Regions from separate parts of the Homo sapiens genome. Here region 1 is linked to region 2. Evidence: chromatin contacts called from ENCODE Hi-C or POLR2A ChIA-PET data. All regions are on one chromosome and are shown on one strand. Each heading gives the region's core, a stretch centred on a gene start or an enhancer-like site at or near the end of the contact. The rest is flanking DNA. Distances are from core to core; before and after follow the strand shown.

What was found. A loop is a pair of places that touch in the nucleus more often than their neighbours do. ChIA-PET counts read pairs that join two places held with the same protein, here RNA polymerase II (POLR2A).
Region 1: a map of ovary shows a loop between it and region 2 (5-fold over the local background). The contact joins two enhancer-like sites. A Hi-C loop is called at or near these places in 1 of 168 maps with a recorded cell type or tissue (ovary). POLR2A ChIA-PET finds 5 or more read pairs at or near these places in 2 of 52 experiments (A673 and activated naive CD4-positive, alpha-beta T cell).

The regions. Positions count from the first base shown.
Region 1 is chr1:117,680,731-117,684,271 of GRCh38, reverse strand. No RefSeq gene overlaps it. Among named protein-coding and RNA genes, the nearest start is that of TENT5C, 76 kb to the right of the region's middle. Within about 2 kb of position 1,836, at least 8 of the 41 ENCODE cell types and tissues checked have a DNase peak (open chromatin) inside an H3K27ac peak, as active enhancers do.
Region 2 is chr1:116,884,918-116,888,536 of GRCh38, reverse strand. It overlaps LOC105378927 (a long non-coding RNA gene), which reads right to left. Exons shown (of 3, transcript XR_001737804.2): 3 at 2,739-3,264. Among named protein-coding and RNA genes, the nearest start is that of PTGFRN, 23 kb to the left of the region's middle. Within about 2 kb of position 1,861, at least 2 of the 41 ENCODE cell types and tissues checked have a DNase peak (open chromatin) inside an H3K27ac peak, as active enhancers do.

The sequences.
Region 1 (3,541 bases), core at 587-3,086, 800 kb before region 2:
GCATTAAGGGATCTCATTGTATGTCCTTCTAGACCTCCCAGAAATGATCCATTTCTTTGGTGGTCGGGCAGTTTATGATTAAGACACCACAACATCCCAGCTTCCTTCAGCCTCCAGCCATCTCACACCAATTGTCAGTTCAGGAATTATAGTGCCAGCCAAAGCCTCCAGAAATGCCTTCAAACAAGGAGACTCTGAAGCCACAAATATTTGTTGAAAGCCACAGGCCACATTAATATCATGACCCAGACTGTAGGAAAGAGGAAAGAGGACCATTTCTCTTTTTGAGGCAGCTGCAGCCAAAGAATAACTGGCCCAGTCTCTCCATGCAACTGAAAATGGCTAGATATTATCCATTCCTTCATCAGCCACTCAGTAACCATGGGCTGAGCACCTCGCATGTGCCAGCACTGTGCTGTGGAGTGGCACAGGCAGGCATGAGGCAGGGATGTTCCCACACAGGGAGATAAGCACTGTGTCAAATGTGCGGCTGGAAGCTGTGAGAATGCAGAGGAGGCAGCTGCGCCCTCTCTGAGGTATGCTGTTTACTGGGGTGACAAAGAAGCAAATCAGAGCCAAGTTGCGTAGGGTTGTTTGAAGGAAGGGAGTCCCCGAGGGGCCTGCCAGGTGGACAGGTTGGAGCAGAGAGTTCCTCCTAAAACAGGAAGGACCATCAAGTCATCACAGTGTTCAGCCCTGGTATTGGCTGCCCCACATGCAGGAAGTGCCCTAGAGCCCAAAAGTGCCTCAGCAGTGTCCAGTTCTTCATCCACCCAGGCTGAGGTAGAAGGAGTCCTGTTTTTGGCAACCTCCAAGTTAACTTTCTTCTACCTGTGAAGTTTCATCATTCCTTGGAACAACAGACGAACTTGCCTTCTCCAAACTCTGCATCTCACTGAGCCTCTATATTTGCAAGTGGGTGCCACCAGCTTCTCTGTGCACAGTGGTTAAGATCTTGCTTGGGCCCTCAAGTCAGACATATTTGGGTTAAGATTCACTTCCTGGCTGTGTGGACCTCACAGAATTTACTGTCTCTTCTGGAGTCTTTGTTCCCTTGTCAGTAAAATGGAGTGCTGTCTAACTCAGGGGATTGCTGGAAGGATGAACTGAGGACAACCAAGCGGAGAACCACACACATTGTGTTAGCACGGAGTATTCAATTGGATGTTCTACCAAGAAATGGCATGGAGAAGTGCTTTGCAAGCTAGACTGACCAATTCAATTTATTTATTATGATTTTTGTTACTTGTAAGCTCCACAAGAGCAAGGATTTTTGTCTGTTTTGACCACAGTTATACCGCAGAGCCTAAACAGTGACTGGCATATAGCAGGCACTCAGTAATATGTGGAATAGATGAATGAATGCTAGCTAGCCCAAGAAGAGGTATACAACCTGAGAAGTCAGCAGGCAGAAAATGCACTCCCCCTTTATCTGGCCAGGACTGGAAGCAGCTGCTGCTCCACATGGAGCGGCCCCCAGCCCCCAAAAGCCTGCCAGCTTGTGGAGTGAGGGTGTAACCCTGGCAGCTTCTCTGGAGCTCAGTTCTCCCCACCCCCCCAAGACCTGACTCTTCCAGAACTCTCTGTAGCCTAGCTGCAGGCTGGATGGCACGTGCATGTCGCTGCTACATCTGAGCTGGTCCCAGGCACCACCTCCAGGTCAGGGCTATTTTAGATCTCAGGGTGTCAGAAACATAAAAGGACCAGTCTTGGAAGCTGTGGCTGAGACATGGGCAGAGAGTGCTGGATTCTCTCCCCACATCTAAGCTAGAGCCTGAAATAGTGGAAAGATCTCAGAATAGCTCCTGGCTTCACCACAACTCCAGGCTGGAGCATAACACACACCAGAGAGAGGCCAAATACGCAGCTTACACAGGCAGCTCGGGGCATGGGAAAGTCCTCTGGATGAAAAAAATGAAAGTCACGGTATAAAACCCAGGACTGTCCTTGTTCAGGGAAGAGTGGCAGCATCTTCCGAGGATCCAGTGATAGGGCCAATGAATGGTGACTGGTGTAGGCAAGGTCATGGAGCCAGCAGTGTGGCCATAGCTAGTTGCGGTTAGCCCTGGAGAGCCCTAGAATGGAAGCTTGTAAACATCCAGGGGGTTTCAAAAGCATTTGACTCAACAAGGACGTGACCTGCCATGGCCCTGAGGAGGGCACCAGGGCCTTATAATCATCAAAAGCCTCATGTGCCAGGCATTGGGTTGTGCATCTTAAAAACCTTATCTTATTTTGTTCTCACCGTAAGTCTGAGCAAAAGGCACTATTACTTTCACTTTAGTGGTAAGAGAGACCCAGAAGCATTAAGAAACATGGCTCAATGAGTAAGTGGTAGAACTTGGATTTGAATGCTGGTCTGTGTGATTCCAAACAGCATTTTAGCAGGGTCTTTATGAAAGGGTAGGATTTTGCTATCTTGAGAGGGGACATGTAGTGAAGAGCCTATGATTCCAGCCCTTAGGTATTTGAAAAGAGCCTCCTGAAGCTACTGTGAATGCTGGTGACGTTACCAGGGCCGAGGCCAACAGTTTAACATGGGCAGAGATGGGGGCTGGAGAATCCTGAGCTCTCCAGATGGCCTTGCAGTCCAAAGCCTGCTCCTGGGGCAGGCATCCCGTCTCCAGCTTCGGAGGGAGCCCAGGGGCAGCCCACCTCCTGTGGGCCCACTCCATTTGCTGCTCCTGCCTTGGGAGTCCCAATCACTGACTCTGAGAGGGGCTACATCCCCCCTCCCAGGGTCTGAGACTCCTCCTCAAGGACTGACACTGTGCCACTTTTCAACAATAGCCATGGTACCTGTAGAAGTGGCTGTGGGAGGCAAAGAAGGAGGAGCATGTGAGATAAAGAACTCAGACTTAACCAAGACCTAAGTTACCTCACCCACATTCTCATCCTGTTGCCCAAGACGCTCAGCCCAGCCATGTCAAGATTCCCTGTTGCTATCCTCTCTCCCCTTCCCGTCTTAGGCACTGACTGACACGCCTCTAGAACTATGCTGGGTAGGTAGATACTAGCAACTGTGTGGTTGAGGAGGAGGCCACCATGAGGGAGCAGTGTGGAGCAAAATCCCCACCTGCCATCTCACAAAGAGCTTTTCTTTTTCTCCTCCAAAGTCCCGGGACAAAACAGCCACCCGTAAACATATTCTAAGGGATCCATGAGCTTTTCATGGAGAATCTTTATATTCATTGTTCTCATTACTATGCTAAGTTAAAGTATAAACATTATCTGAATTCCAGATGACATCTTACAATTCAGGACTGCACTTCAAACCTGTCCTTGGCATTTGGCAATAAGTAGCAGCACTTTCATTGGCATGAACAACTGAGTAAAGCACAGGGGCAGATGCAATACAGAAATAATGAGTTTGTTCCATGTGAAGGCCACGTGATATTACTGTACCGCACTTTTGCAGTTACTAAAATGGAGCTGACTAGTACATAGTATGTGGCGAGCTGGATGCTGAAGAACTTGAACTATGGCCGTCATTTTATGAGAGGCAATCATCTTTCAGCGAAACCACCTCCTTCATTAAGTT
Region 2 (3,619 bases), core at 612-3,111:
TCTGGAAGAGTGGTTTTAAATTGACCACTTACAGGTGCTGTGTCCTGGGAGAGAAACCAATGTTCACATGACTGGGGGGAATTAAGTGGAGTCATTCAGATTTATATCCATGGTGTTCTGGCACCCTGGGCAGTTGTTTGTCTGGATCCTCTTAATCCAGCTTGGACTGAAATTCAGATGCATCAAGGCATATCTGGAGGATTAAAGGGGCAGGCCACCAGAGACTACTTACATGGAGGGCCAAGAAGAGTTGGAGAAGAGGCTATTGGAAAAGGAGTCATCCTAAAGAAAGAGTCAGATGCAGAAACTTGTCCCAGTACCTCTTGTTCTCTAGTGAGAGTTCTTCCTGCCCCAGGACAACAGTAGGGGCTGCTGGAAAATTTCCTGACCCCCTCCCCTTCCCCTTATCCCTGCAGAACATTTGAGTTGACCCAAAATGGTGGCTCCAGCACTGAGCACTAGTTCCATCTTCCCGGTTGCAGGCACCAGCAGTAAGCCATGATGGGACTGATGGAAACCAAAGAAGGAGGGGAGGGGAAAGGAGGACCACAGGGCAGCTGAAAGGGCTTGTTCATGAGCATGCACAAATCTTCCTAGGGTCTTAAGTAGGAGAGATTGAGGCTGACTTGGGCACCAGCAACAGTGGTCTGAGGGTGATTCCGTTTATAATTTAAAGCTTGTTTGTTCTGATAGAATAAGCAATAAGCCAGGAGTCATGACCTCTGCTCTTTCCTAGTTGGGTGACTGTTGGCAAGCCAGCGACCTCTGAGCATTTGTTTCTTCATTTATAAAACAGAGCATTAATAACTGCCTAACCTCCCTGTATTCAGCCATTCTTGCATCGCTATAAAGAAATACCTGAGATTGGGTAAGTTATAAAGAAAAGAGGTTTAATTGACTCATGTCATGGTTCTGCAGCCTGTACAGAAAGCCCTGGGGCATCTGCTTCTAGGGAGGCCTCAGGTAGCTTTTACTCATGGCAGAAGGAAGCTTGTGTGACTTGTGGCCAAAGCAGGAGCAAGAGAGAGAGTTGAGGGGAGGTGCCACACACTCTCTAACAGCCAGATCTCATGTGAACTGAGTGAGAGCTCATTTATCACCAACGGGATGGCCGAAACCATTCATGAGAAATCCACCCCCATGACCCACACACTTCCCACCAGGCCCCACCTCCAACATTGGGGATTACATTTCAACATGGGATTTGGGTGGGGACAAATATCCAAATTACATCATGAGAGTATTGAGTTTCATGTGATATAAAGTATTTGAAAGCGTTTTGTTAACTATAAGTGAAAGTAAGGTGTTATTATTTTAGCCTGAAGAAATGTCAACTCCCAAGGTCAGAGCTAGGCGAAAGGGGCTGTAGACAAAGATGAGAGTGACAACTAGGAAGCTCCTATTAGAGACTTTACATTTGTTCCAAGAGAGCTAATAAACAATGTGGCAACAGGTGATTTGCACAGCAGCATGAGTGAACGGTGCCCCGCTGGAGCTGTGAAACATGGCAGCTCAGGTTCTTTGGACCCCAAGTTTCTTCATATTGTACTAAAACTTGATTGTGTGTTTGAATCACCTATACTAGAACACACTGTGTGGGACTATCAGTGGGGGTATCTGTTGTGGAGAAAGAATCTAAGGAAGGCTTAGAAATGATGGGCATAGTCTGCGAGTAGATACATCCACCTCCATATTACCCTGAGTGGTGGCAGAAAAAAATTTAACCTAAGCTCTCCCAGACCATCATGTCATATCCTGTCTAGAAGGAGGCTTTCCCAGGCAGGGAGGAAACCCACTCAGCATTCTGAAGTTTATTGCCATGATGTCATAGTCTTGGGATTTTCAATAATAGACAAGCAACTCACCAAGAAACACAGGTTATGGCATGCAGTGCTCCAACAGGTTCTGGCAATGCAAACCAATGTGGAGCCTTGGGTATCAGAAAGGCCTCTGTGGGAAATTAAAATGGCCTTGGTTATGTTAGAAACTGCTGTTAGCCTCACCCTGGTGGATCCTATCACAATGGAAATTTGGAATGTTTTCCCAGCCTAAATGTGGTGTGCTTTCCTTGGAAAGGAATACTACAGAATGCTGTGCTGATCACATTTAGACAAAAAGCATTGCAGATATTTCCTTGTTCCATACAGAAAGCCTTAGCAGTTAAATCTGAAAATGCAGTCTTGGCAGGCACTGCTGGGGTTCCTGGAAAGCCATTCAGTGCAGACACCTGGGACCAGATCCTAGGAGTAGCAGCGAGGTATTCCCTTATTCTGCTGGCCAGTGACAGCTGCTTTGTGGTTCATCCCCCAGGGTCCTAAATGGTTCAGTTTTAATCAAACAATCCTCAGTCATCAAAGTTCCTTTAAGCCCTACATTTCTGAGTCTGTCATCAAATATTCATTGAGCAACTAAGTAATCAAGGCACAATCCTTGGTACTGTAGAATGGATATGGTTCCTTCTTCCCATCCCCCTGTCATCCCCAGAGCTTATCTATTTGAAAGGTCAGTGAAAAAGCTAGGTAACTATATTCTCATTTATTTACCATCTTCTGTTAACACATTGCAAGCACATTATTTTTCCAGTTAACTGAAGCTTATTCCATTGAAGTGCCAAGATTTTATTTGAATCTGTTTTGATGGAAATATTTTCAAAATGTACTAAACAGCTGTTTTCTTCCAGTGATTGTACAGAACATTGTTACCTTGAATATTCTAGGGTTACTATTTATTTGCAACAATTTATTCAAAAAGTATTTATTGAGTGACTGTTATTGGTTGGGTACTCCTAACTACTAGGAAAACAGTGGTGAAGATTATATAAATCCTGCCCTCCAGGAGCTTCCAGGTAATGAAGGAGACAGAGAAATTAGCAGGCAATTGTCCTATGGCAAACCACTGCCATGATAGGGTAAACAGAGAGGAACATTTTCTATAAAACCTCCAGGTCAGAAAATGACTCCAAAGGGGTGCCCTGCAGGATGAGGACTGGAGTACCAGTAAAAATTAGTTGAAATGAGAATGAGGAAGTTGAAGGGAATACTCTGGAAAGAGGGAATTGTAAAAGCAGACATCGGCAGGCAACATGGAGCTTGAGGGAAAATGCAGAGAAGACTAGGGCAGGGTGCAGGGTTGTGGGTGTCCTGTGGCGGTTTGTGCAGGGCAGTTGGTGCAGACACGGCTTGGGGAAGGTGACATTAACAGAGCATGGACATGAAGAGCCTTCTGTGCCATTGGATAAAAATTGGATCTTCATCTTCTTTCCACCTGTGTACAGTGCAATTTAATTAATCAATGAACAAATATTAATTGGCCACCTACCAAATGCCACATGATAATAATTGCTAACATTGAGGGCTTACTATATGCTAGGCATTATACTATGCACTTGCATGGATTAATTTATGTAATCCTTGTGAAGTAGGGATTAATCTTATCCCTATTCTATGAAAGAGGAAATTGAGGCTCCAAGAACTTAGGCAGCTTGCCCACAGTCACACAGCTCATCTGGGGCATATTGTGCTATGTGGCACAGGTGATGAGTATGTGAGTGAGATCCTTGTAGAAGTACATGGCATTTTTATGGCCTAGCCTCAGAAATCACAAACCATAATTTCTACCA